Linked DNA regions of Mus musculus: region 2 is linked to region 1. A link is a contact called in ENCODE POLR2A ChIA-PET data. All regions are on one chromosome and are shown on one strand. The core of a region is the stretch at or near the end of the contact, and the rest is flanking DNA. Distances in the headings are between cores, read along the strand shown. Region 1 holds the start of Snhg1 (small nucleolar RNA host gene 1). Region 2 holds the start of Ahnak (AHNAK nucleoprotein (desmoyokin)).

Region 1 (3,907 bases), core at 1,362-3,861:
GACTTCCAGATATGCTAAAGCATGCACACTCCCCCATCCACAACATACAGCCACACACACACACACACACACACACACACGAATAAATAAGAAAAAAAGCAATGAGTTAAGGTGTAATTTTTAAAAGTTGAAACACAGCTCAATATAAACACAAGATGAAACACATGATTTTATTCAACTTATTAATTAAAGAACAAATAACTCAAAAGAGAATTCTAGGAAATGAAAATAGTATTTCAGTCAAGAATGCTTATATGAGCCAAGTGTGGTGGCATGCCTTTAATCCCAGCACTAGGGAGGCAGACAGAGTTGCCTTATTTATTGGTTCCCTTCTCCCAGATCCTGTTGGATATATAGACAGACATACATACATACATACATACATACATACATTCTCACACACACACACACACACACACACACACACACACACACACACACGTGTGTATGTGCATATCACTCTTCTCATCTGGAAAATGGAATGATTCTGTTTTGGTTTGCTTTTGTTTTCTTTTCCTTTTAATTTTTATTTATGTGTATGTTTGTGTATTCACAAATATATGCCACATGTGTACAGGTGCCCAAAAAGGCCAGAAGAGTTAGATTGCCTGGAGCTGGGGTTCAGGTGGCTATAAGCCACATAACATGGGTACTAAGAACTAAACTTAGGTCCTCTACAAGAACACCATTTGATCTGAACTGCTGAATCATCACTTCAACCCCAGTTGTAAACACTACAGAATCCACGCTAAAAAAAAAGCTGGGCTGTGATGTTGCACACCTTTAATCCCAGCACTCAAGAGGTAGAGGCAGGTGGATCTCTGTGAGTTTGAGGCCAGACTAGTCTATAAAGTAAGTTCTAGGACAGCTAGGACTACACAGGAAAATCCTGTCTCAAAAAACAAAGACAAAGCTGGGCGTGGTGGCGTATGCCTTTAATCCCAGAACTCGGGAGACAGAGGCAGGCGGATTTCTGAGTTCGAGGCCAGCCTGATCTACAAAGTGAGTTCCAGGACAGCCAGGGCTATACAGAGAAACCCTGTCTCGAAAAGCCAAAAAAAAAAAGACAAAAATTAAAATACTTTTTTTTTCTTTTTTGAGACAGGGTTTCAACTATGTAGCCCTGGCTGACAAGAACTCATTATGTGGTACATGCTGAGCCGCTGAGCTCCTCAAACTCCTCCTGAGCCTGCATCCCTAGGGCGGGACTAAAGGCATGAATCAACATGCCCAGCATTATTTTTTCTTAATTAAACTTTAGATGTGTATGTACCACGTGTGTGTCAGGTGCCCATGGAGGCCAGAAGTGGGTACTGGATCCCTTGGAACTGGAACTGCAGATGGCTACTAGCTGGGAATTGAACCAGGGTCTTCTGCAAGTGCTGATTTTGAAATCAGGCTGCCTGGATTTATACCTTGGATCTGATACTGTTTATCTGGGTAACAGTCAGCAAATGACTTAACCTCTCTGGGACCCGAGCTTCTCACCCATAACTGTACCTTACCACCTTCCAACTTGGATTATTAAGTGAGGTCATGCAGAAGAGCAATTAGTATGAGAGTAATGATAATTGTTCGAAAGGCAAGCTTCTGCATATAGATGTTTGCTATATGCATATGACTATAATGCTACTGCACACTCTCAATAACCAGTCTATAGCTGCGACTTAGAAAACTGGTAAATTCTAATGATTGTTCCCCCCAGAGCTCTTTATATCTAAGACCACCCATGCATAAAATGAGGGTTATCCCTAACTTTTAGGAGTGTGGAATATTAACTCATATTGGGTGCTTTAAACGGTAAGCCCAGTTGTGTGGAGAATTGTCAGCCTCAGTAGTATAGCACTTATCTACACATGCACATAGCAGCAGCTTTAATCTATAGCACTGCTAAAAACAAAACATGCAACATGCTCCATAAATGACATCTAAATGCTGGCCCTACTTCATTCAATCCGGGCCAAGAACATGGCGAAAATAGACCAGGAAGCAAAACACAAAAATCGGTCTCCAGAATGACGTAGGGCTTCTAGTCCCGACTGGGTTTCCCTAAAAGGCTTCATGCAAGGAAGCGAAAATCCAACCGAGCTCAGCCCAGGGCCCAGTACCTGAGTCGCCCGCTGCGCTGACAACCTGGACATCAAGCCCCGTCTGCGCGCTGGGCGGCTGGCGGGGAACCGAGACACCGTCGGTGGAGTGTTCAGTAGGTTCAGGATCCATAGAGATGGATCAACACGCGGCTTAGCGTGAGTGAGGGTGAGAAATCGCCTCAACGTATGGATATTGGTAGTTGTGACCCAGACAGTCGAGCTGTATGGGTCGCGAACCAAAATCTCCAGCGATGACGTTTTACCCGCAGTGAGTAAGAACCGCCTAGCCGCAGCGCCAAAGGCGTAGCGTCGCACTCCCCTAAAGCGCCTGCGCCTCTTTTTCGCGCTGCAAAATCAGAGGCGGAGCTCTCCGCACGCCCCTTTGGGCGGATTCCTCTACCCACAATTCCTCCGGCTCGCACACCGCTTACCTTAGCGCCTGCGTGAGTCCTAGTCCCACCTCCAAATCCCGTGGGCCTTTGCGAGATGCTATTTATAGGCCACACGTTGTTCTTGTCGGCCTCATTTTTCCTTGTTCGGGGTAAGTACTCTACGTCTTTATGTGCTGTAGTTTTCACTTTGTTTTTTTCTTGTCTTTCTCTTTTTTTTTTTTTTTTTGGTTTTTCGAGACAGGGTTTCTCTGTATAGTCCTGGCTGTCCTGCTGAAACTCACTTTATAGACCAGGGTGGCCTCGAACTAAAATCCGCCTGCCTCTGCCACCCGAGTGCTGCGATTAAAGTCGTGCGCCACCACGCCTGGCTCTTGTCTTTCTCTTAATCAGCTTTCCTATAACTGCGGCTGGCTTTTATCACAAACACCTATCTGTCACTGTTGTGAACCGCCGCCTGTATTTTCTTACGTAATGTTTATTTCTGGTGATTTAAAAGACCCTCGTGGGCAGCGTTAATAAATGTGGACTTTGGTAATCTGTTCCGTAGTCTTAGCGGGGAGACCATGTTAGGGCATTCAAGACCTAAAGATGACAGGATTTTGTGAAGGACAAAATGGTGGCGGCAGTGCAAGGCCACCCCCTATGATGAGGACCTTTTCACAGACCTGTACTGATATATCTGTGAGGATAAGTAACTCTGAGGAGGCTGGCCCTACATCACAGCCTTCTCATCCTTTAGAGATTTCTTGGTGTAGAAGTAACCCGATGCTAACTTCTCTACAGGTTTGAGGTGCCACCTTACAAAAGGATGGGTGTACGCTCTCTTTTCAGAGTAAGTAGTGTTAATGGTTTTACCAGATTTTTTTGGTTGTTGAGTATAAGTTGTGTGTGTGCTACGGGGATGATATGAAAACTGAACTCTCTCTTTCTGATGGTTTAGTGGAGAAAACAAAAATTCTCTGAGTAGCACAATCTGTGGCAGGTATTTGGATTGTTTGGCATAAAGTCTTTTATTGAAGTTTGGGGTTTTTTTTTTCTGTTCTAGATGTGGTTCATCTCAAAGCCCTTTACACTTTGGAGCCAGGCCTGTTCAATTTTACAAATAACACGTTTTGCTTGTAGTCAGGTAGGTATTGATGGTTGGTGCTTCCTTAGGGAACATATTTAGATGGCCACTTAATGATGAACAATGTAAATGACAAGCATATGGCTGAGTTGCAATGATGTCATCTTACTACTGAAATGGGCTGAAGAAAGAAGGTGCTGAGGTGGCTGTGATTACATTTAAAAATGACATTGTTTCTCTGTTTCCAGGGTGCTGTGACAACATGAAGAGTTCGAGCTACCTCCCAGGATGAGTGCAGGTAATTGTCCAAGTAGAGCTTAGGGTTTCCCTAGGGAAAATAGTCAAGACAGACATTGAAG
Region 2 (4,012 bases), core at 1,259-3,758, 270 kb after region 1:
ATTTCAAGGACCGGGATGAAGCTCAATTGTACAGTGTTCATTTTTCACATAAGAGAAATTCCTATTACTCATACAAAACACCTACCAAATGCCCTGACCCATTACGGAGGCATTGATTTAATGTCAACAGGGATTACCTAGCTAGTAGGATTGCAGAGTACTTCATTTTATTCTTGGTCTATATTTAAGAGGTGAAATAAACGCTATTTATGTGTAGACAGGGTCTTACTATGTAGCCCAGGCTGGCCTCAAATTCAAAGTTTGCCAATCATTGCCTCTTGAGTGCTGAGATTAAAGGTATGTATCACCATTTCTGGCTCAATAAGTGTATGAGTACCCATCTAAAATGAATAAAATAAAATGTCCTCTTTTTTTTTTTTTTTTTTTCGAGATGGTTTCTCTGTATAGTCCTGGCTGTCCTGGAACTCACTCTGTAGACCAGGCTGGCCTTGAACTCAGAAATCTGCCTGCCTCTGCCTCCCCAGTTCTGAGATTAAAGGCGTGCGCCACCATGCCCCGTGAAATAAAATGTCTTGATATGGTGAAGACTTGTAATCTCAGCATTTGAGAGGCTAAGGCAGAATTGTTGTCATTTGAGGACAACCAAACCTATATCGTGAATTCCAGAACAGCCTGGGTTACACTGTAAGACCCTGGTTCAGTAAATCAGGACTGTGGGCTAGGGGATGACTTGTTCAGGTAGTTGCCACCAAACCTCATGACCTCTTTGATCCCAGTGGAAAGAGAGAAGAGACCCTCACAAGTCCCATGGCCTCCACATGATCATGCACACTAAGTAAAAGGAAAAAAAAAACATGACTGGCTCTTGAGTTTTATTTTTTGAAATGTGTTTTGGCCTGATCCTCACTTGGTATCTCTGGGTGGCCTGGAACTTACTGAGTTCACCGTAGGGAGTGTGCTGGGAAGGGAGTAGATTTGGAGGGGGGGGGCTGTTAAGCCAATTGACAGTGTGTTTGTGATGTCTAGTGGGTTTGAGGAGGGGCAGAGAAAGAGAGAGAGAGAGAGAGAGAGAGAGAGAGAGGAATGTTAGTAGCCAAGTCTCTGCTTTGCCTGTCTTTACATGTCCATGCCTGTCTGAATTTCTACCTACATTTCTCTCCACCCTGGTGTGTCCATTACATCTGTGTCTGTTCTCTGTCACTCCCTTCTGTTGTCTCCCTCCCCCCATCGCCTGTACCCTGTGTGGTAACTGGACCTGGACACAGCCCCCAGGGCTGGCAGCAGACTTGGCTGATATTTTTAGCCTGCAAACATGTTTGCCATTTCAGAGGACAGGGCAGGGCTGGTCTCAGCCCCAGCCCACTCATGATCTTGGAGCGAAGGTGCTCCTGCCTCAGGCCAAGGTCTCAGTTCTCCAGCTTGAGGCCTCTTGGGGCATTTGGGAAGGAAGGGAAACTGGAGTGGGCAGCTGGGTAGCCACCTGCCAGAGAGGGTAGAACTCAATAGGGAAGGAGAAAAAGGGAGGTGCGGAGGGGGGATGCAGCCAGAACATCTCTGCAACCCCATCATTAAGCATTTAATAAAATCCACATAGAGTTAGAAGTGGCTGTGGGAAATGGCTGTAAATTGGGGAGCGGAGCAACTTGCAAATGGAAATATGGGGGAGGAGCTGTGAGAGGCGCAGAAGGCCTGGGAATGCAAAGAAAGTGCTGGATCTTGGGTTCCTCAAGCTTACTGGGGCATAGTGGTTCATGCCTTTAGTCCCAGGGTGGCAGAGGCAGGGGAATCTGTAAGGCTGTCAGTTCTAGCCAGTTCTGTGATGGCCGGGCTACACAGTCTGTGCTCCCTCCCCCAAATAAAATACCCAAAAGGCATGGGGGACAGAGTTTACAGGAGAGAGTGAGTTGTTCCATGGTGCGTCCAACAGCTGCAGGCCTGACTGGTGTCGCTGCAATGAAGAACAGCACCGTGGTGTGGTGCATAGGTGACTCCATTCCTAGGGGTCGGATCTAAGTCTTAGAGTCAGTGTGTTTTGTAGAAGAGGAGAGAGCCTGAAGGCGAGGAACGGGGCGAGGCTGCAAGAAGCCTGGGAACTGGGAGAGGAGGCTGGGGCCTGGGATTAATGTATCTGAGCTTGAGAGAAAGCTCAAAGGTCTGTGTGGAGGCTGGAGGTCGAGGTTGAATCATCTGAGCTTCTTGGCTCTTCTGCAGACTAGGTTGACTCTGGATTCCGACTGTGAATCTGTGCCCCTGCGTGCTTCCAGGAATTTCTTGCCGGTGAACACACACACACTGTTTAAAATGGGGTGGGAAGATCCAGAGCCGGGACAGGAGCAATAGATGGGATAGGGGAGGGGAAAAGGCGACGCCTCCTCGTCCCTGAGCCCCCTCAACCTTCTCCCTTCACCGGCCCATTCCAGGGTGGCTTCAGTGTTAGTCGTGCTCTCGGGTCCTTGCCCTATTCGGGCCCCGCCCGGCCCCGCCCTCTCCCCACAGCTCCGGGCAGACCCGCCCGAGTTACAAGAGCCGCCTCCGCGCACGGGGGCCCGGCCACTTGGAGCAGCTCTGCCGCGGGGACTGCACTGTCCGCCCTGCCAGACCCGCCCCGACTGGGGCTCGCCGTCGCCAGCAGTCAGCACTGCGACCTCGGGCCCTTCGCCGGCTATGGCTGCGTCCTGGGGCTGAGCCCGCAGGTAGGGAAGCGGAGCGCTGGGCGGTAAGGTGTGGGGCCAGGGTTCGGGCGACCAGGGGAGAGAGGGACTCGGACAAGGTGCATTTGCGGTAGTGTCACTACGAGGGTTCCGACTGTTGGGAGCAAACCTGGCCGCTTGCGGCCGCCGGGGCAGGCGACGCGTCACGCTTCGGGAGTAAAGCTCTTTCTCCGGAGTTGGGGCCAAGTTTAACTAAGTTAGAAAATCGCTTCGAAGTGTGCTTTGCTGCGCTTTTAGTTTTTTCCCGCGGATGTATTGTCGTTCCAACTGCAGTGCAGGGCGTTCCTGATCTGGTGGTCCCTGACCGATTCCATCTCTTTGGGGCGGCGGCTCAGAGCGCTACTTGGTTCCTATACCATGTTTACTGGAGAAGTTTCCAAGAGCCCCATCGCCCCTCCCGCGCCCCTGCACCGCGTGCCCCCTCTGCTGTCTTTCGCGGCTCCCCACACCTCCATCTCGAACTTCGCGTCCGGATTCCCCTCGGCCCCACCCTGCTCTGTACCACCAGCCTCTCCCTTTCTGGCTCCTAGCGGCGACTTTAACAGCTCCCCTTCAACTGCCCCGCCCTAGTCTTGCCCCTCTGTGTTTCCAGATCCAGAAAACTCCCTTCTTTCTCCAGGGCGTCGGAGCCTGGAAGTTTGCAGCGTGCCTCCCTGTGGGATGGGTGGGAGTGGGAGGGGGGGTGGGGGACATAATTAGGGAGATTCCTGCGCTGGGTGGGCGGGGAGGGGGCTGTGCAATCGACACAGTCCCCAGAACCTCCCTTGCTCCTTCTAGGGGCGGTGCTTTCTCCCCACCCCACCCCACTCCCAAACTCGTCCGGGCGGGATGGCCCCCGCCCCAGCGCCTGGCTGGATTCCAGCAGCCTGAGGAATGTAGTGGTTGGAGCCGGTGACTAATTCAAACCAGAATTCGGGGGTGGGGGTGGGGGTGAGGGGCAAAGCGGAGGGGGAAAGAGGCCGTGTGTAGGCGGTGGGGGCCGGAGCGCAGGGCGTAGGTGAAGGACTTCCCTGCTCTCCTTTGGAACCCTTCACTTTTGCAGTGCGCGCCAGCGGAGAGGGCGGGGGGCAAGATCCTACTGTGGGGTTGGAAAGGCAACATGCTTAGGGTGTGTGCAGAGAGCTGTGTTATGTAAGGCTTTCCCATGCAGGGAGGGGATGTGCAGTGTGCGGGAGCCTGGGCCTCCTCTGGCTGGAGCCCCTTTCAGTGCCGAGGCAGATTTGGGGGACGCAGAACCTTGGTGGCGTTGGGTTGACATCAGGGCTAGCTGTACATGGCGATGAGCACTGAAGACTCTTGGGGTGACCCGGGGATATCCTACAAGTCAAATGGAGTGGAGC

The links. ChIA-PET counts read pairs that join two places held with the same protein, here RNA polymerase II (POLR2A).
Region 2: POLR2A ChIA-PET joins it to region 1 with 14 read pairs in embryonic stem cell. The contact joins the promoter of Ahnak here to the promoter of Snhg1 in region 1. POLR2A ChIA-PET finds 5 or more read pairs at or near these places in 4 of 5 experiments (Patski and embryonic stem cell).

What each region holds. Positions count from the first base shown.
Region 1 is chr19:8,720,876-8,724,782 of GRCm38, forward strand. It overlaps Snhg1 (small nucleolar RNA host gene 1), which reads left to right and starts at 2,612. Exons shown (of 10, transcript NR_002896.3): 1 at 2,612-2,631; 2 at 3,266-3,314; 3 at 3,528-3,608; 4 at 3,797-3,846. LOC115489078 (a small nucleolar RNA gene) reads left to right here and starts at 3,118; the gene lies at 3,118-3,189. LOC115489084 (a small nucleolar RNA gene) reads left to right here and starts at 3,376; the gene lies at 3,376-3,450. It overlaps LOC115489083 (a small nucleolar RNA gene), which reads left to right and starts at 3,657; the gene lies at 3,657-3,726. It also overlaps a transcript of Slc3a2 not described here.
Region 2 is chr19:8,986,776-8,990,787 of GRCm38, forward strand. It overlaps Ahnak (AHNAK nucleoprotein (desmoyokin)), which reads left to right and starts at 2,509. Exons shown (of 5, transcript NM_009643.2): 1 at 2,509-2,654.